Regions from separate parts of the Homo sapiens genome. Here region 2 is linked to region 1. The links are chromatin loops, found by intact Hi-C in ENCODE. Cell type or tissue: PC-3. All regions are shown on one strand. Links, peaks and the distances in the headings refer to the core of each region. The heading gives the core; the rest is flanking DNA.

Region 1 (10,476 bases), core at 1,498-9,497:
TATGCTCCATGGCTGCCATCTTCATTAGGTAAGATTAATATTTCTAAAATCTCTGACCTTGTCACAAAGGGGGGAAGCAGAAATTCCTTTTTCCCCTCATAGAACATGATAAACAAGTGTAGCAAACAGGTTTAGCCTGTGTATTCAGACCAGCTGACAGTGGCTGCATGGGATGTGTTGAGGAGTGCAGGTAGTAAAACATTTTCCATGGATTTGCCGGTTTTGAAATATAAGGTTTCTCCCCAAATTCCTAGATGAGGATATTAAAAGTCTTTGTTTTTTGGAAGGATTCTCACTCTGTTGCCCAGGCTGGAGTGCAGTGGCGCGATCTCGGCTCACTGCAAGCTCCGCCTCCCGGGTTCATGCCATTCTCCTGCCTCAGCCTCCCGAGTAGCTGGGACTACAGGCGCCCGCCACTATGCCCGGCTAATTTTTTTTTTTTTTGTATTTTTAGTAGAGACGGGGTTTCACCGTGTTAGCCAGGATGGTCTCAATCTCCTGACCTTGTGATCCGCCCACATCGGCCTCCCAAAGTGCTGGGATTACAGGCGTGAGCCACCGCGCCCGGCCTTAAAACTCTTTCTGAGGTCAGGAGATTGAGACCATCCTGGCTAACACGGTGAAACCCCATCTCTACTAAAAATACAAAAAAATTAGCCGGGCGTGGTGGCGGGTGCCTGTAGTCCTAGCTACTCGGGAGGCTGAGGCAGGAGAATGGCGTGAACCCGGGAGGCGGAGCTTGCAGGGAACCGAGATCGCGCCACTGCACTCCAGCCTGGGCGACAGAGAGAGACTCCGTCTCAAAAACAAAAAATAAACAAACAAAAAAACTCTTTCTAAAGCTCCAACCTGGAGGCTGGCAAATTTCACCTCTGTTGCAACTACTCAAATCCGCCACTGTAGCACACAATATGTGAATGAAGGAGCCTGGCTGTGTTCCAATAAAACTTTATTATAAAACAGGCAGTGATTGGGCCAGATTTGAGCCAACCCTGTAATCGTGTATACTGGTCCCTCAAAACTGCAGTGATATTATGGCCAGTTGTTACTAAATGAGATACTTTCTGATGTTTAATCTATGGAAATCTATGGAAGGTAGAGGAAAAAGGTATTGTTGGCTACATTTAAAAAAATGTCTGTCAGGAGAAGAAAAGGAAAAGAATGAGTTAAAAATTGTTATAAGAGTAACACTAAGACAAACAATTTCCAGAATGAACTGACTGGCTAATGACTGATAACTACTAAAGAAGTCCATTCTTCTTTGGATATTTTTAAGAGGATATTTTCTAGAAATGATTTAGGATTAGTCCTGACGTGAAAAAGAGATTAGGTTAGATCAGCGGTTCCTGAAATTGACTACCTAACAGAACCACCTGGTCAGACTTCTGAAGGCTGTATATGCAGTAGAGTTCTCAGAATCTCTGGGGATGAGCCCTGGCATGGTTATTTTTTGGAAGCTCCCTCAGCAATCTGGATGCATTCAGGCCTGTACCAGTCCAAGGATAAGCATTTAAACCAAGCTTGTCCAACCCGCAACCCACTGGCTGCATGTGGCCCAGGACAGCTTTTAATGAGGCCCAACACAAATTCGTAAGCTTTCTTAAAACATTATGAGTTTTTTTTGCAAGCTTTTTTTTGAAGTTCATCAGCTATTATTAGTGTTAGTGTATTTTATGTGCAGCCTAAGACAATTCTTGCAATGTGGCCCATGAAAGCCAAAAGATTGTACTGATTTAGACACTCAGCCTGTGTTCTCAAGATAAACTTCAACAAAACAGCAGTGAGCATAGGTCTTCTCATTTCTTATGTTCTACTAACATGTTACGGATGTCAAATTTGATTTAATTCACCCTCCAAGTATTGGGAGTTCCAGATCAAGAGAGGCCATGTATTTTCTACGCATCTAAGCCTTAGCCATCAAGGTCAGACTCAATTGAAAGCATTTGGTCTTCCCTGAGCACATCACTTTACACTGATTCCTCTCCTCTTTTAAATTCCTAGCAGAGTTAGTGAATGTTTATTGAGAACTTCATCACATGTTGGCCTTTTCATGTGTTTCTCTAGATTTTTCTAAAAAGATTTTAAACATATGAATGGCAGACTTGATAATTTTCTATTATCTACAGTGCTGAGAATAGTGCTATATACAAGGTACCACATTAAATTTTTGTTAAACATGAAAAATTATAGTTTTGGATAAAACCAGGCTAAGTTTTTCTAAAAACAAAATATTTTTAAGGCTAAGACTGCCTACATTAAAAAACACTGTCACAATGTTAGACTTCTAAAAATCGAACATATTATAGTAAGCTATGTCCCAAAGACGTTTGAGGAATCTGAGAATCTGATGACTGTGCCCACAAAAGTATAAGTGAACCCCGGATTTTTCAACCTAGGGAGACTGACAGTAATGTTGTACTACATGTCTCATGCTCATCATTTGTTAACTGCAAAATTCATGAAATTAAAAAAATACAAACCTGTTGCTATTAGATGTCAATATCTATCTTTTTGCATTGACTGTTATCCTCACAAAGATAACACAGCTGAATGGCACCTGGAGTATCACAATGCATTTTGTAGTACAAAATCGAAACACTGCTGTCCCTTCTGCAAGCCAACGAATTATGCCTAGTAGTACATTCTACATTTCATTACATATTTGGGAGGTCTGAGATATAATAAACATTATTACAGTCCTGAGTAGATACTCTCTAATATACTTGTCCTTGAATTTATTTTGTTTTATTAAAAATTACAAATTAGATACATTTATAAAAATGAAAATAACATAGAAGTCTATAAAATTCAACACGAAAGCCCCTTCTTTACTGCCCAGTGGTAACCATTGTTAACAGTTTGATATATATATTTCAAAACTGTTAACTATACATAAACACATGAATACATATATAGTTTTATTTCGAACCAAAATGCAATTATGCTGCACATATTCTGCTTTTTTGATGGAAATCTTATGTGTATATGTGATCTACATAAGTTTTAATCTTCATTGTATTTTTTAGCTGTATCATAATTTATTTAAGCCATCCCTTTACTGATGGACATTGGGCTGTTTATTTGCTTTTACCAACACCACTGCAGTGAACATCCATGTACACACATATTTGTGCATGTGCCCAAAAGAGGAAGGAGAAGAATGAGAGGAAGGAGAAAAATAGAATTTCTGGGGCAGAGGGAACGAGAATTTTAAATCTAAACAGGCACTGCCAAATTGCCTTCCAAATCGCTTAACCAATTTATACAACCATGCTAACAATGTATATTATATCCACTGTCCTATACTCTTGACAAAGCTGGATATTACCAGACTTTTAAACTTGCTCATTTGACAGAGGAACAATGCTATTTTGTTTTATAACTTGCATTTTTCTGATCACCCAAGAAGCTAAGCATCTTTTCATGTATTTTTTAAATAACTGACTTTTTACTTCATCTGTGAATGTCCCTTCCCACCCTCTGCCAATTGTTTAAGGCTTGTGGGTGTCTTTCAAAGTGAACTGTTCGGAATCTTTATGTAACAGGGGTAACCCTTTATGTAACCCTTGGTCTCATATATTTTGAAACATAGACATTTTAATTTTTGCATATTGTTGACTGTCCATTTTTGCCTCTTAACGACTTCTGGTTTTTATAGCTTCAAAAGGCCTTTCTTAGCCAGAAAATTATTCCAATAGTCTGCTTAAAAAAATTTTTTTCCCAGAATTTTATCTTTTATGTTTAATCTACTTGGAACTCCTTTTTGTCTATGGCCTGAGATGGAGACTTGACCTAATCCCTTGCCAAACACAGAGCATTCAAGTTAGTCCTTAAAAGGAATCTAACAAAAAGAAACCCAGTACACAAACTGAGAAGACTTACGACTTACTTTTTTTTTAAAAAGCACAACCTACTACACAGACTCAAACACATTTTTACTGCCGCAACAACACCCAGAGATACGTGTACTTACACAGAATTCAAGTGACTTAAAAGGACAAAACATTGAATAAGATGCAGACTTCCTGACAGTTAGGCAACACTTACCCATTCCCCTTTAACCTCCACCAGGAAAGCAAAGGTTTGAAAGCAAGGCAAAATATATGTTTAATGACATGCTTTATTCTTACAGCATATCTAAACTCTACGCATCTCATCAAGCTGGTGGTTAACTAGCCAATTCGAGGAAAAGGTTTCAACAGGCCTAGGATTACAAGTGAAGCCCAGATATGTTCCCGAAAAAGAGCAACACTTTCTCATTAAGATACAGATCACCTGCAACATTTCCTCATCATCACATTTCATAACATTCCCTTACTTTAGGATGAGAGCGAGCTGCTTCTCTGCACCTTGTGTTGCAACAAAATCCAGTTTCAAAAATATTAGGCTGGTTTGTTTAACATTAAAAAAAAAATTGTAATGAGGTCCTCACTGATGTGACATTGTATTTTCAGAAATTTTAGATTCCTATTATATGGTGTTTACATATTTTACAATTAATCTGCTTTACAGGATACACTACTTCAAATATGAGGCAGTATGAGTAAAGTAGCTTCAGGCTATCAGAAACCACGGTGTAGGAAACAGCAGGTGGTGAAGTCAGAGGAAAGCTGACAGAAACACACCCCGCTGGCTCAAGTTACCATTTGTGTGTACAGAGTGGCATGCCCAAACCAACAGTTCTTTCTGTAAAGGATGAGTAAGGCTGGCACCCAGCATGTTTCAGTCAATAACTGTGTGCTGAATGAAGCCATGGAGTATACTTGAAGAGGTTTTTGCTACTGTTAAGGTGATTTTAACTTTTAAAGATCTGGAGCCTGGGCAACATAGGGAGACTCTGTCTCTACAAAATGTAAAAAAATAAAAATTAGCTCGGTGTGGTGGCACACGCCTCTGAGCTACTCAGGAGGCTGAGGCAGGAGGATCACTTGAGCCTGGGAGGTGGAAACTGCAGTGAGCCAAGATCATGCCACTGCACTCTGGCCTAGGTGACAGAGTGAGACCCTGTCTCAAAAAAAAGAAAAAATAATTTGGGATGTTTGGCCTTGCTTCTTCTAGCCCATGGTAATTACAGAGAAAGCAGCTATTAGGAAAAAAGGGGACACAGGAATTCATTTCTCTAAGTGCCAAACATATTGTTATTTCTAGGTATTTTAGCCTATTAAAGATCCACAGATATGATGTGTATATGGCAAGATGAATGCATGAGTAATAGTAAAATCACCTGTACACCACCCTTTATACTTCAAAGACATACAGTCCTTGGGTAAGAAACATGTTTGTTTCAATTGTTAACTTTCACAGTTCTTTACAAATTCTAGGCCAGGCATGGTGGCTCATGCCTGTAATTTCAGCACTTTGGGAGGCTGACCTGGGAGGATCGTTTGAGCCCAGGCAATTCAAGACCAGCCTGGGCAACACGGAGAAACCCTATCTCTATAAAAATTACAAAAATTAGCTGGGCATGGTGGTGCACGCCTGTGGTTCCAGCTAGTTGGGAGGATGAGGTGGGAGAATCGCTTTGCTTGAGCCCGGGAGGCAGAGGTTGCAGGGAGGCAGAGGTTGCAGGGAGGCAGAGGTTGCAGGGAGGCAGAGGTTGCAGTGAGCCAATATCACACCACTGCACTCCAGCCTGGGCAACAGAGTGAGAACTTGTGTCAACCACAACAAAAAAAAAATCTAAATTATCTTTAAAAAAAAAAAAAATGTTAAGAGTAATGCAGAGTTGACTACTTCTAAGACTCTAAAGAGAGTAACTAGAACAAGGAACTACTATTTTCTTTTAGAAAATGATTTAGATCAACCATGTCTGATTTTCTTTCTTAAACTGGTTCCTATAGTTTTAGTCACATCATAAAATGATTATTAGTTCAAGGAAAGAAACAATAACAAAGCAAAATTCTAAACTATTTTCTGTTACAAAGTAGGAAAGCAGATTAACTGTATAATTCATTACTCTTTTTACATAATTAAAAGTTCACATAATTAAAGGGAAAAAAGATGCTTTGATGCAAAGATACAAAAGTTATTGCAATTATGAGAATGATTTGATAGAGTGTTTTGCACTTATAACTATTTCTTAAAGACTCCTGGCCTCCTTCCACCTTGGAGGATCCTTTTGTGTGTGTATATATATGTGTACATATATACACACACGCACACTAGTATATATTATACATACACATATATATACACACGCACACTAGTATATATATTGTCTATACATCATATATAAAATATATGTATTACATATATATGTATACTCATAGTATATAAGTAGTAATCTAAACTCTGAAATTATCAGACATTTATAGATTTAAAAATAAGAACACACTGTCTTTATCAACTCAATTTTAAAATGATGTTAGGATACATTTTTTTAAATGCCATCTTTCATTTTAATAGAAAAGAAAGAAGATTGAGCTTATACTTTAAAAATCTAGATGCTGGATTATTGGGTTTCATACTCACTGACAATCTCACAATTGTTGAATAAAGTGAAAAAAAGAGGACAGAGGCTAATCTTCAACAGAAATGACCCTCTCACTGGAGTCTTTCTTACCATGACTATGTCTCCTGGCTGGATAGTGATTTCATCATGGCTTCTGGATTCAAAGGGGTACAGTGCCCGGTAATACACCACTTTTACATTTTCCTGTGCAGAAATGGTAAGTGGACCTTTTTCTGTTTACAAAAAAAGGTGGGGGGGACAAAAATAAATAATTACAGAGAACACAAATGTATGACAACAAGCCAAACAACTAACCTCTCCTCTATTGCCTATCTTAACCTCTGAACTATTTCCCTCCATTCAAGGAATTTCTGAAACACATACTGAATGCCAAAGCACAGCCAAATCTGACGTCAGCAACAAAAACCCATGAGAGAGTTCATTAGTGACTCTCTCTAAACAAAGGTCACTCCAAGCCTGGGTGCGGCGAGGCTGCCTAAAGGTCCCTTGTCTCTGCCTCTTTCCTTGGGCTCCAGCAGTGCAGATCTGTAAAGCATCAATACCCGCCCTCCTCCCTACCCAGTGTGTTGAGTACAATGTAGCAGTTAGGATATGACCCAAAGTCTGAATCAGCCAAGGAGTCAACTTGTTTGGGAGGGAACAGAGGCACCAGTTTCCATACTGAAACATGAAAATGCAGATGTTTTAGGCTCTTTAACCTGGTCATATAAAAACTAAGTGCTGATTTTGGTTATACTGATAATCCCCGATGAAGACACTCTTCCTCTACATTTCTTTGGGAAATAATTAGCCTAAGGATGAAACCTAGATGAAAATAATTTAGATTTTACATGAAATAAAATGTTTAAAAATGCACATGAGCGGAGGATATTTTGGATTCTGGTTAGCAAAAACTAGTAACAGACCTTTGGGCATTTTTACTCAAGAGCTACAAGTATTTTGACATATACCTATCTTATCTGAAAAGCAACGAGGGGGAAGTATTATCTCCACATGATTTTGAACTGTATGACATGCAAGATTTCCTACTGACTGAAGGGGAAAAATAAATCCTCATCTTATACTAGGAGGACGCATGAAGAACTTAAACTAACTTCCTAAGATCAATGGTGAAATTATTTTCAGATTAAAAAAAAAACTATCAAAAAATTAATTTGCCCCTCCTATGACATGGTTGCTACTCTGTAGGTCTGATGACCTGCCAGTCTTTCCCCTGGACTGCATGCATCTGAAGGCAGGTAGGTGCCTAATGCAACTCCATACCTCACGCCCATCTCTGCCCACTATGTAGCTGGGGACCAGTAAACCTTTACAGAATAGCTTGAAAGTGTTTTTTCTTTCTTTTCTTTCTGTATACTGAAGCACTAAAGAAGCACATGGATGACCAAGCAAAACTGGTATAATTTACCACACAAAGAAAAAGCAATGACTTGCTTCCACTGAACATTATTTGCAAAACTGTACAATCACACAACCACACAAGAATCTTAAATACATTCTAGCTCACATCAGATATTATAAAGGATAGCTTTTTCTAGCTATTCCGATTAGATTGGTCTTTCATTTATCTTTTTGTTCAGTCTTTCATTTATCCCTTTTTTAAAAAAAAAAGGCAAATTAGGCTAGGCATGGTGGCTCATGCTTGTAATTTCAGTACTCTGAAAGGCCAAGGTGGGAGGATCGCCTGAGGCCAGGAGTTCAAGACCAACCTGGACAACAAAGTGAGACCCCCCATCTCTACAAAAAAAAAAAAAATTAGCTGGGCATGGTGGTGCATGCCTATAGTCTCAGCTCCTTGAGAGGCTAAGACAGGAGGATTGCTTGAACCCAAGAGTTTGAAGCTGCATTTAACTATGAGTGTGCCACTGCACTCTAGCCTAGGCGACAGAGTGAGACACTGTCTCAAAGAAAAAAGAAAAGGAAAGAGAAGAAAGAAAAGAGAAGTAAAGAAAAGGCAAATTATGCTTTTACATTTTTCAAAAAGTAAAAGCAGTTTTATGCAATGCAGACCGAAGACAGCGAATGCCCCATCAGTGGAGGCAAGGGTGAAAGGTGCCACTTTCTGTTGCAGAAACAGCTCAGAAATTCCAGGGAGGGAAATAACAAACCAGAGAAACAGCAGGTTCTTTTGCAGCATATAAGACCACTGGAACTTCACGCCACTTGTTAGCTCCGTAGAGGACTCGTGGATGCCAGTGTAACGTGGGCCAGAGGCTGGCATGGTGGTGGGAGAATTACACAGATCTCAAATGACCCTGGGGAAAGAAGAGCTGGCCATGCTCAAAATAAGAGACTGACGTTCTCATCTGTTAATGTAGCCAAGACAGGTACTGATGAGATAGGGGCATTTTTCAGGAGGCTCTGGGAGAGAAGATGACTTATTTTCTATAATTATTTTTGGCTTCTAATACCTGCAGTGGACCAGGGTGCCTGGACAGCTGGCTTAGCTGGTTCTTGGTGTTGATGGAAAAGCCGACCCAGCTTGTCTTGTGCTTCCTGTTTGCCTTTTTCCTCGCCATCCTTCTTTTTGACACTCTCCTCCCTTTTCAGTTTTTCCTCTTCGTGGAGTTTTCTTGGTCTCTGATGCTCGTCCTCCTGCTGCACATGCTCCAGCCACTGCTTGTCCCTTTCCTGAGCTCGTCTGCCAACAAACACGCTTGATTACAGCAAGAAAGCAACTCTAAGTTAACACTACTGTTGCCTCTTTTCACAAAAAAAGCTCCATCCAGTAAATGGGATGGGAACATCAAGGGAACATTGTTGTTCAGATGGGGCAACTGAATCAGGGCTCCAGTTCTGAATGAGAAGAAATCACATGATTTAGGAAAACACAGAAAATTTCTGATGTATTTTACAAAGTGGTTACAAGAATAAGAAAAATACTTCTTAATAATAAAGCTGGTATTAAACTGACAAAACAAACAAACAAAGCCATAAAACACAGAGAACATAACTTCTATAAAAATAAAATACACCCAACACTGTAAAAATTTCCCCCCAGCAAAGGGAACAACACATTTACATGCACACACATTGCTCCCCAAACCTGAAGTTGAAAGCAAGGGATTGTTTTATTGACTTCAACTACTTTGATTTTGTTTTTCAAAGTAGCTACCACAAATAGATAATTGTAATTAAATCTAGGCCTTGAAATTTTTGATGGCCTCAACCTGAAACCCACAGTAAAAGACTGAGAATGATTTTTCTCATTCCATAATACTTTATAAAGTCAGAAAATACTTTAAATGAAACTAATATGTAATAACAAATGACATAATAATAACTAGCTCCCCATATATTAACTCCTTTAAACTGCGAATCAGGTTGGTAGTCCTAGTATTACTCCTATTTTACAAATGAGGAAGCTGGGGCAGAGATATTAAATGACTTGTCCACGTCACACAGCCATACATGCATGGGCTTCAATCCCAGGCAGCCTGGTCCCAGAGTCTCCACCCTGAACTGCCATCCTGTGACATGGCTAACGCACACAGGTCATCGGCTAGAATTAGGAATCTGCCACGGGAACATAATTGAAACAAATTATACTTTTATTCTCCATTGTCAAAAAATTACATTTATTTCTACTCTGTATGAATGTGATATTTTAATGCAGAAGTCTTTAAACTTAAATCTTAAACATTTTATTTACAATTTTTAAAATGTCTTTTAAGAAAGTATAAAAACATTTTTTGGAGGGGTAAGGATATGGTTATTCATGACAACAAAAAAACCATAATAAAAACAGTGGCCAGGCGCGGTGGCTCATGCCTGTAATCCCAGCACTTTGGGAGGCTGAGGAGGGCAGATCACGAGGTCAGGAGTTCTAGACCAGCCAGGAGTTCTAGACCAACATGGTGAAACCCCATCTCTACTAATAATATAAAAATTAGCTGGGCGTGGTAGCACACACCTGTAGTCCCAGCTACTTGGGAAGCTGAGGCAGGAGAGTCGGTTGAACCTGGGAGGCGGAGGTTGCAGTGAGCCGAGATCGTGCCACTGCA
Region 2 (10,476 bases), core at 1,289-9,288, 140 kb after region 1:
GCCCTGGTTATAAAATCCAAGTATCAGTACCTACTCCACAGAGCTGCTGGATTAGAAAGTTCAAAACTATAGATTTAATCAATACCAGACATCCTTTTTTAAAACCAGAAACCTACCGCATCCCAAAAAGTACACTTTGGTTCCAAATCTAGTAACCTCTGAAGCAGTAAAGATGATAAAAGCTAAGCAGCCAAAAGAGTCATTTGGCTTACAATTTATTTTCCTTCTGTTTTCAAAAATATATAATACAAGTAGTTCGTATATGCTTTTTCATTATTGGCACATACATTTTTTACCAAGACATTTTGTTCTCAAACTTTTTGGCCTCAGGACTCTTTTATACACTTAAAAATTATTGAGGATCACAAAGAGCTTACCTTAGAGAATTGTAAAAAAAAAACAAAAAAATCCAGACATATACAAGTACATAGACCATTAGCCAACAAAGAGACTACACCATCATATATTATAGAGCGTTTGGAAAACTACACTTTACACCTGTGGAGAAAAAGAGTTTAAAAAAAAAAAAAGCAAATAGGCTGGGTGTGGTGGCTTATGCTTACAAATTCTGTAATCTCAGAATTTGGGAGGCCGAGATGGGGGTGGATCACTTAAGCCCAGGAGTTCAAGATCAGCCTGGGCAACATGTGGCAAAACCCCATCTCTATGAAAAATAAAAAAACTAGCGGGCATGGTGGCATGTAAATGTAAAACAATGCCTCCCTGCAGTCCCAGTTGGGAGGCTGAGAGGCAGGAGGATCACTTGTGCCCAGAAGTCGAGGCTGCAGTGAGCTGTCATTGCACCACTGCACTGCAGGCTGGGGACAGAGCAAAGCCCCGTCTCTAAATAAATAAATAAATAAAAATTTGAAAAGCAAATAACTCTCAACAATTACTATGAAAATAACCTGAACCTGCAGACCCTTTGAAAAGGTCATAAGGAGCCCCAAGGGCTCCACAATACCCTTTGAGAATATCTGCACAAGGCAAAGACATACTTAAAACTCTCATGGCTTTCATTTTTCATCTTTTCTAGATTTACAAGAGAATAAAACAACTACGATATATTTCATTCAACTATATATAAAGTGCAAATGATCTTAGCCTAAAATTACAATAAAATGGTTTAAGAAAGTATTTTGGCAAAATTACAACTAAGGTAAACTTGGAAAAAACGTCATGTCGAAATATTTATTTTTTTTAAATTGCAGCATCATACAAATAACATAAAATTTACTGTTGAACTGATTTTAAAGTATGCAATTCAGTGACATCTCAGACAATCATGAAGTTGTGCAACCACCACCAGTATCTAGTTCCAGAACATTTTCATCACCCCAAATAGAAATCCTATGCTCTGCCCCAGCTACTCATCTGCTTTCTGTCTCCACAGATTTGCCTATTCTGGGTATTTCATATAAATGGAACCATACAGGCCAGGTGCAGTGGCTCAAACCTGTAATCCCAGCACTTTGGAAGTCCAAGGCAGGTGGATCACTTGAGGTCAGGAGTTCAAAACCAGCCTGACCAACATGGTGAAACCCTGTCTCTACTAAAAATGCAAAAGAATTAGCTGGGCACGACAGTGGGCACCTGTAATCCCAGCTACTCAGGAGGCTCAGGCACGAGAATAGCTTGAACCTGGGAGGCAGAGGTTGCAGTGAGCTGAGATCATGCCACTGCACTTCAGCCTGGGCAACAGAGCGAGACTCCCTCTCAAAAAAAAAAAAAAAGGAACCATACAGTATATTGCCTTCTTTCACTTAGCATGTTTTCAAGGTACATCTATGTTATACATGTTTTCATGTTTATTCTACATGCTTTCAAGGTACGTTTATACTGTACCATATATCATTCGTTTCTTTTTATAGCTGAATCATATCCCATTATATGAATATGCCACATTGTCCACTGATGCACAAAAGTTGATGGACATTTGGGTTGTTTCCACCTTTTGGCTATGGTAAATAATGCTGCTATGAATATTATGTACAAGTTTTTGTTTGAACACCTGTTTTCTTTTGGTATATAGCTAGGAATGGAATTGCTAAGCCATATAACTCTGTATCTATCTAATTGAGGAGCTGAAAAATTATTTTACACAGCTGTGGCACCATGCTACATTCACACCAGCAATATATGAGGATTCCAGTTTCTTCACATCCTTACCAATACTTGTTATTTTCCTTTTTAAAAAAAAATGATAGCCATACTAATGGTTGTAAAGTGGTATTCTCATAGTTTTGATTTCCATTTCCCTAATGACTAACAATTTTGAGCATCTATCTGTTCATGTACTGGTTGACCATTTGGATATCTTCTTTGGAAAAATGCCTACTCAGGTCTTTGCCCACTTTTTAATGACGTTATCTTGCATTATGTCTATTTTTTTCTTTTTTTTTGAGACAGAGTCTCATTCTGTCACCCAGGCTAGAGTGCAATGGTGCGGCCTTGGCTCACTGCAACCTCCACCTCCCAGGTTCAAGCGATTCTCCTGCCTCAGCCTCCCGAGTAGCTGGGATTACAAGCACCCGCCACCACGCCCAGCTAATTTTTGTATTTTTAGTAGACACGGGGTTTCACCATGTTGGCCAGGCTGGTCTCGAACTCCTGACCTCGTGATCCACCCACCTCGGCCTCCCAAAGTGCTGGGATTACAGTAGTGAGCCACTGCGCCTGGCCACGTTATGTCTAATTATTTTTTATAAGTAGATGAGAGCAATTTAAGCCTATCATGCATCTTTTCCTCTCATCTCTTCAAAGGTTAAAACAAATGGCGAAGCTTCCAGATGATGGAAAGAGCAACTGAGAAATTAAGAGAGGTCATATAATCAACTGGTAACAAAACTACATATAATAACTTCATTCGTATCTTAAATTATAAATTCCAGGCTTGGATCACAGGTGATAAGAATAATAACAATCATTTCTTATACAGTGTTTACTATTTAGTGAGGCACTGCGCTGTTTTAACATCCTCACAACAATCTTATGAGACAGGAACTGTGATCGACCTCATTCTACAGATGAGGAAACTGAGGCACAGAAAAGTTAAATAGCTTGCTTATGGTTACACAGCTAGTAACTGCTATGTGTCCCCACCAAATCTCAGGTTGAAATTTGGTCCCCACTGTGGCAGTGTAGGGAGGTGGGGCTTAGTGGGAGGTGTTTTCAGGTCATGGGGTGGATCCTTCATGAATAGATTAAGGCCCTCCCCAAGAGTGAGTGAGTTCTCACTCTTAGTTCTCACATGAGCTGGCTGTTAACAACCTGGCCCCTTCCCATCCCGCTCCTACTACCTCTCTCACCATGTGACCTCTGCACTCTCTAGCTCCCCTTAGCACAGCAGCGGCACCAAGCTACATTCACACCAACAATGTATGAGGATTCCAGTTTCTTCACATCCACATCACATTCAGGAGTCCACACTGAGTGAAAGCAACCTGAGGACCTCACCGGATGCTCTAACTTGACCTTCCTAGCCATCAGAATTGTGAGCCAAATAAACCTTTTTCTTTATAAATTACCCAGCCTCAGATATTCTATTACAGCAACACGAAGTGGGCTAAGACAGTAGCTGAGCAGCTTGGCTCCAGAATCCCTTGGCTATGCTGCCTGCCTCTCAACCTTGTCCAGCTGCCTCACTGAGGACTTTTTAGGAAAATGCTAGTAGCTACATAGCTGATGGGTCACTTTCAAGTTCCAACCCCCACTGTCTACAAAATCTTTTAAATAACTCTTGGTTTTAGAATTTAATCATCAGAGGCCGGGTGTGGTGGCTCACGCCCGTAATCCTAGCACTTTGGGAGGCCGAGGTGGGCGGATCACCTGACGTCAGGAGTTCGAGACCAGCCTCAACACGGAGAAACCCCGTCTCTACTAAAAATACAAAAAATTAGCCAGGCGTGGTGATGCATGCCTGCAATCCCAGCTACTCGGGAGGCTGAGGCAGGAGAATTGCTTGAACCTGGGAGGTGGAGGTTGCGGTAAGCCGAGATCGTGCCATTGCACTCCAGCCTGGGCAACAACAGCAAAACTCCATCTCAAAAAAAAAAAGAATTTAATCACCAGGTTAGGTATGTCACAAAGAAGTAAGCCCAAAATCAGATGGGTGAATGTCATTTTATCATCCTGATTCAGATCTCTTCCAACATTTTGAACCTGCAAAACAATATTCAGGATATTCTGACTCAATGGTCTATTACGAAGAGCATCTGGATTACATTTTGACTGCAATCATAAAAGGTTACAGTTGCCAGCAAAGCTATGCCTAACGGCCCATCTAACTAAAGCTTATAATTTACAGTATAATTTTATAACAGTTAATGGCTTTGTAAGCTAAATCTAAAAAATAGATCTTATAAGAAATCTAAAAGGTAATATATCTCATAATAAAACCAGTATGAATATAATGCTAGAGTTTACATATTTCATTTCTGAGCAGTAATTACAGGCATAACTTCCTGGTATATCCAGCAATTACTATAACTGCCTGAAGAGTTATGAGACATTAGAATTTGAGGGAACTTCAGTATATATCCAAAACAGTGCTCAATAAATAATTCCTGCTCCTTCTAGGCAAGGTAGACTAATGCCTGAGATGTGTCTATACTGATGAAAGCTCATTTATACCAAATCTTGTTTTATAATGTTATAATACTATTATTTATGTGGTAAGTCAATGATTTTTTATTTAAGTTCAGCTACTCACTATGCCATTTATATTTTCATTACACAAATGGCAGCAAATTCGAGGTCCTCATCTGTAACACAAGGATCTTGTCATCTAGTTCACAAAATTGTGAAAAACAAATTTTAGATGGCATATGTGAAAGACCTGCAGAATCCCTGAAACATGAAGGGTACTCAGTACTCATCCTGTGTACGTGCAGAAACATGTGTGACATGAGGGGCAGTGTGGGTCAGATAATACCAGAAGTCCTTCTAAAGCACATTTTATATGAGCTGAGCACAACTCCAACCTGTCCTTTATCTAAAGGCCATTTAACTGATGAACTTGGCAGCATAAAACCCAGTACCTAGATAATACCAAGAAACCTTCCTGATTAGGAAAATGGGTATCATTCAAATAACTGTTAAAGGAAATCAGTTTTTTCCCTGGGCTAGACCTAACTATAATACCATTTCTGACAGAACAGAAGACCCCAAAAAAGGCAATACCCCATCACCTATTTGCTCAAATGTTTCATTTAATTAGGTATAAGAAGGTTCAAAATGAAAAATATTAGTATAAATTAAGTTTAAGTCACAAGAGGGATGTAAAATGCTTTCCTGTTATGATGGGATTTGTAAATTCGGAACTTTAAATCAGAGGTCCCTAGAAAATAGATGGAAAGAGGTAGAGCCAAAAGTTCAGTGCTGGAAATCAAAGGGAAAATGACTCATAGCTGCGGCAGGTACGGGTATTTTCACTTCAGTAACACCCAGTTAGGCCTAAAGGATAAGGGACAGATAGGGGGAGGCAGAAGGGAAATAAACTGTAAAGCTAAAGTGACAAAAGAACATTCTATGGTGAGATCCAGATGGAAGAGAAATAGAAGAGGAAAAGGGGAAGGTCAACAGGGATACAGCATAATGCACTCTAAACTGTGAGTGAAGGTTTAGATTTTATCCTACAAGGCAGCAATTCTCTTGTGGTCTGTGGATCCCTGGGAGTCCTAAGACCCTTTCATGGGGGTTCAGATGGTCAAAATTCTTACGTGTATTAGTTCATTTTCACCGAGACTGGGTAATTTATAAAGAAAAAGAGGTTTAATGGACTCACAGTTACAGGTGGCTGGGGAGGCCTCATAATCATGGTGGAAGGCAAAAGGTATGTCTCACATGGCGGTCACAAGAGAGAAATGAGAGCCAAATGAAAGGGGAAACCCCTTAGAAAACCATCAGATCTCCTAAGACTCACTCACTACCACAAGAACAGTATGGGGGAACTGCCCCCATGATTCAGTTATCTCCCATCAGGTCCCTCCCATAACGCATGGGAATTATGGGAGCTACATTTCAAGATGAGATTTGGGTGGGGACACAGCCAAACCATATCATCATGATGGTACTCAGGCAAGACCTGCTCTTTTCACTGTGATTTTATTTACACTGATACAAAAACAATGGTGGGTAAAACTGCTCCCACCTTAGCAGTGGCACCAAACTGTACCAGTGTGGTCACTGGATTCTTCACTGCCAAACACTCACATAAAAAAAAAAAAGTCAGTTTTACAACAGGATGTCTTTGATGAATCATGAAAAATTATTACTTTATTAAATCTCAGCCCTTGAGTACACATGCTTAATGCTTGTATGACTAGATACTCAAAGCATTTATGTGCTACACCAAACAACAATGTCCAAGAAAATCACTGTGCAATCATTTGAGTTGTGAGCTAAACTAGCCATTTTTTTTTTACAGGAACTCGATTTTTATTTGGCAAAACAACAACCAAAAAAAACTATGATTATTCAGATTTGGGTATCTGGCACAGTTTCTCAAAAATAAAGCAAGCCTGATGCTGCAAGAAAAACAACTGACAGTACTTGCTGTTCATGATAAAATTTGAATTTGGGGTGAAAATTAGAATTTTGGAAAACTTGTATCTGCCATTATGAGCTAGACTGCTTCTCAACATTTAAAGAATTTTCTAATAAGATGGGTGGTGATAACAAACACGATTTTGTGATATTGTTTAATGAAATGTGTCAACATTTGTAAGATTTACATAACTCAGTGACCCAGTATTTTCCAAATGACCAATACATGATGTTGTATGTATTGGTCAAATCAAACAGGGGTAAAATAGCCATTCAAAGTATAGGATGGATCAACAGATTTTATTGTAACAGAGGATAAAAAGTTCACTTATATGACTTCAGATTCTACACTGCAACCAATCCTTAAGAAACTACCCAGTGTCAAGTTTTGGTACAGTATCACAAAATAACCACAATTTTCTGGAAATGCCACTAAAAGACTCCTGTTCTTTCCAACTACATATCTGTATAAGGCCAGATTTTCTTCAACTATTTCAACCAAAACAACGTTTCACAACAAACTGACTACAGGAGCAGTTATGGAATTCAGCCATCTTTTTATTCAGTGAGGCATGAAAGAGATCTGCAAAAAATGTAAAACAAGGCCACTTTTCACTAAATTTTTTTGTTTTGTGAACAGTTTTCATAAAAATGTTATTTATGTTAACATGTAATAGGTTTATTACAGCTATTTTAAGTGTAAATTTCTTGGTTTTAATTTCTAATCTGGCAGACAATGATAAGACAAAAATCCACATGAAGAAAAGTTCCTTGGGGACCTCAATCACTTAAGAGGACACAAGGGTTTTGATACCAAAAGGCTTGAGGTCCACCACCTTAGGAGATAAAAGCACGGGGAAAGATCTTATTGTGGGAGCAGCACATAACAAAGATTATTTTGGCAACATGTGAGTGTAAAATGAAGTGGAACAGAGAAGCCAGACGAGTCAGGAAGCAGCAACCATTAAGAGCAAAGTAGTAAAGTGAAAAAATATATAAAGGCCTGGACTAAGACCAGAGCAGTGGGGCTAGAAAGGGTGAATTCAAACGACCTTTCAGAGGCTGAATTGACAGAATCAAGCCACCGACTTCAGCATCAGATAGAATCCAGGCTGGGTGCAGTGGCTCACACCTCTAATCCCAGCACTTTGGGAGGCTGAGGTGGGAGGGCTGCTTGAGCCTAGGAGTTTGAGACCAGTGAGATCCCATCTCTACAAAAATTTTTTTTTAAATTAGCCAGGTGTGGTGGTGTACAACTGTGGTCCTAGCCACTCGGGAGGCTGAGGTGAGAGGATTGCCTGAGCCTGGGAGGTTGAGGCTGCAGTTAGCCATGATCAATGATCATCTCACTGCACTCCAGCCTGGGTGACACAGCAAGATTTTATCTCAAAAAAAAAAAAAAAAAAAAAAAAAGTACAGGCTGCTGACTTAGTCCATGAATAGCTTACAAAGCTAAATTATAATTGCTTGTTCACCTATCTAGCTTAAGGGCAGGTACTAAGTCTATACTGTGTATAGACACAGTATTCAAAAATACTATAGGCAGACTGAGTTCTAAAAAATGTTCTCCAACACTAACTGGGTGTCCTACCATTCATTTCAATTCTGACACTACCGGAGTTAGTGCAGACTCCCCAAATCAAGGGCTTGGTCCCATAAGACTTCCCCACTTCAGATGCCAGCCTCAAGTCTTGCACTTCTGCCAGGCTGACTACAAATTTAGGGGTTCCCCTAACTCCACTTCAAGTTAAGTAATTGACTAGAACAACTCACCGAACATGGAAAAGCTCTGTGCAACTCAGGAACAGCCAAATGGAAGAGACTCACTGCACAAAGCATGGGGGAGAGGAAGTACAGAGCTTCCATGCCCTCTCCTCCTCTGTGCAATATAGGCACTCACCTTTCTGCACATCATGGGTTCACCAACCCAGCTCTCCGAACCTCACAGTTCCAGGGCTTTCGTTTGCAATTTCATTGCATAGGCATGATTAAGTAGATCACTGACCACGTGACTGAACTCAATTTCCAGTCCCTCTCTCTTCCCTGGAGCTGGTGGTGGCGGAGGGCTGAAAGTTCCAACCCTCCAATCCTGCAGTTTCCTGACTGCTTCCTCCGGACCACCCCCAATTCTGAGGGTGTCCAGCCCCTCATCCCCAGGAGCCAGTTCATTAGCATGAACTCAGATAAGATCCAAAAGGACTCATTATGAATAAGAAGACACTCCCACCACTCAGGAAATTCCAAAGATTTTGGAAGCTATGTGCTAGGAATCAGGAACAAAATGATATAAAATTATACCACAGACTATCTGACACACAGTAAGTAATCAATAAATAACTGCTGAAACAATGAACAAAAGGATAGATAATAGTATCATTCACCAAGATGGGATATACAGACAGAGGAAGAGGTTGGTCAGAAGAAAGGTGGCAGGTGAGCAATGCTCTAGATGTATTGAAGTTTTAAGCGCCCAATGGATCCAGTAGGTACAGTCATGCAGCCAGTAACATTTGAGTCAATGATGAACTGCACATACAATCGTGGTCCCGTAAGATTGTAACAGCATATTTTTACCGTGCCTTTTCTATGTTTAGATATGTCTCGATACACAAATACCACTGTAAATACTTGTGTTACAGCTGCCTACAGTATTCAGTATAGTAACAGGCTGTAGGGGTTTGTAACCAAGGAGCAAAATAGGCTATACATATAACCTAGGTGTATAGTAGGCTATACCACCTCGGTTTGTATAAGTAGTTGACCCTTGAATAACATGAGTTTTAACTGTGTGGGTCCACTCATATTCAGATTTTCTTCTACCTTTGTCACCCCTGAGACAGTAAGACCAACCCTTCTTCCTCCTCCTCAGCCTACTCAACGTGAAGACAATGAGGATGAAGAATGTTATGATGACCCACTTCCACTTAATGAATAGTAAATATATTTTATCTTCCTTATAATTTTCTTAATACTATTTTCCTTTCTCTAGTTTATTGTAAGAATAGAATATATCATACATATAGCATACAAAGTATGCGTTCATGGACTATGTTATCAGTAAGGCTTCTGGTCAACAATAGGTCATTAGTAGTTACGTTTTGGGGGAGTCAAAAAGGTTATATGATTTTTTTTAAAAACAGAATCTGGCTCTGTCGCTCAGGCTGGAGTGCACTGGCACAACCACAGGTCACTGTAACCTCAAATTCCTGGGCTCAAGCAATCCTCCTGCCTCAGCCTCCCTAGTAGCTGGGACTACAAGAGTACACCACCATGCCCAGCTGATTTTTAAAATTTTTGTAGAGATGGGAGTCTCACTTTGTTGCTTGGATGGTCTCAAACTCCTGGTCTCGAGCAACCTTCTCACTTTGGCCTCCCAAAGTGCTGGGATTACAGGCAAGGGCCACGGAGCCCTGCTTATATGTGGATTTGCCTGTGTTGGGGACCAACACCCCTAATCCCTCCCTTGTTCAAAGGTCAACCATACACTTTATGATGTTTGCACAAAGACAAAATCACCTATCAGAACATCATCATTACACGATGCAGGGTTAGAAAAAAAGACACCGCTCCAGGTACAGACAGATAAATACAGTGAAAATGACTGCCGTGGAAGACCAGTGAAATGTCAAAAGAGGGTATGAAAAGCCCTGGCGACAGCAACATTTTAAGGATAAGAAGCCCTCAAAGGGAATTGGGAAGTCCTAAATGTAACAGAGCAACAGGGCAAGGAAATAGCTGAAATGACCCATGCTGAGGTCACAGCTGCTTATGGAAAGAAATGAAACTAAGAGGAAACTGACAATCAGAGATAAAAGGAGAAGGTCAAGAAAGCTTCTGCAGAAAACCAAATACCGCATGTTCTCACTTACAAGTAGGAACTAAACACTGGGTACACACTGACACAAAATTAAGAACAATAAACACTGGGGA

What was found. Hi-C counts contacts between places; a loop is a spot of excess contacts. Peaks named below come from ENCODE experiments on the same cell type or tissue, not always from the same donor. Only the 100,000 strongest peaks of a DNase experiment are listed, where the experiment ranks them.
Region 2: a loop joins it to region 1, with 9 times the contacts of the local background. A loop is called at or near these places in 3 of 110 quality-filtered maps.

Annotation. Positions count from the first base shown.
Region 1 is chr21:33,796,016-33,806,491 of GRCh38, reverse strand. It overlaps ITSN1 (intersectin 1), which reads right to left. Exons shown (of 40, transcript NM_003024.3): 18 at 8,884-9,113; 19 at 6,563-6,684; 20 at 4,048-4,062. Among named protein-coding and RNA genes, the nearest start is that of ATP5PO, 110 kb to the left of the region's middle. RefSeq lists an enhancer at 4,329-4,830. In PC-3, for the core only: no CTCF peak of the experiment used is centred there; a DNase peak (open chromatin) is centred at 4,641; H3K4me3 peaks cover 639 bases; H3K27ac peaks cover 1,856 bases.
Region 2 is chr21:33,657,189-33,667,664 of GRCh38, reverse strand. The region is part of intron 1 of ITSN1 (intersectin 1); the gene reads right to left. Among named protein-coding and RNA genes, the nearest start is that of ITSN1, 20 kb to the right of the region's middle. RefSeq lists an enhancer at 10,395-10,476. In PC-3, for the core only: no CTCF peak of the experiment used is centred there; a DNase peak (open chromatin) is centred at 6,224.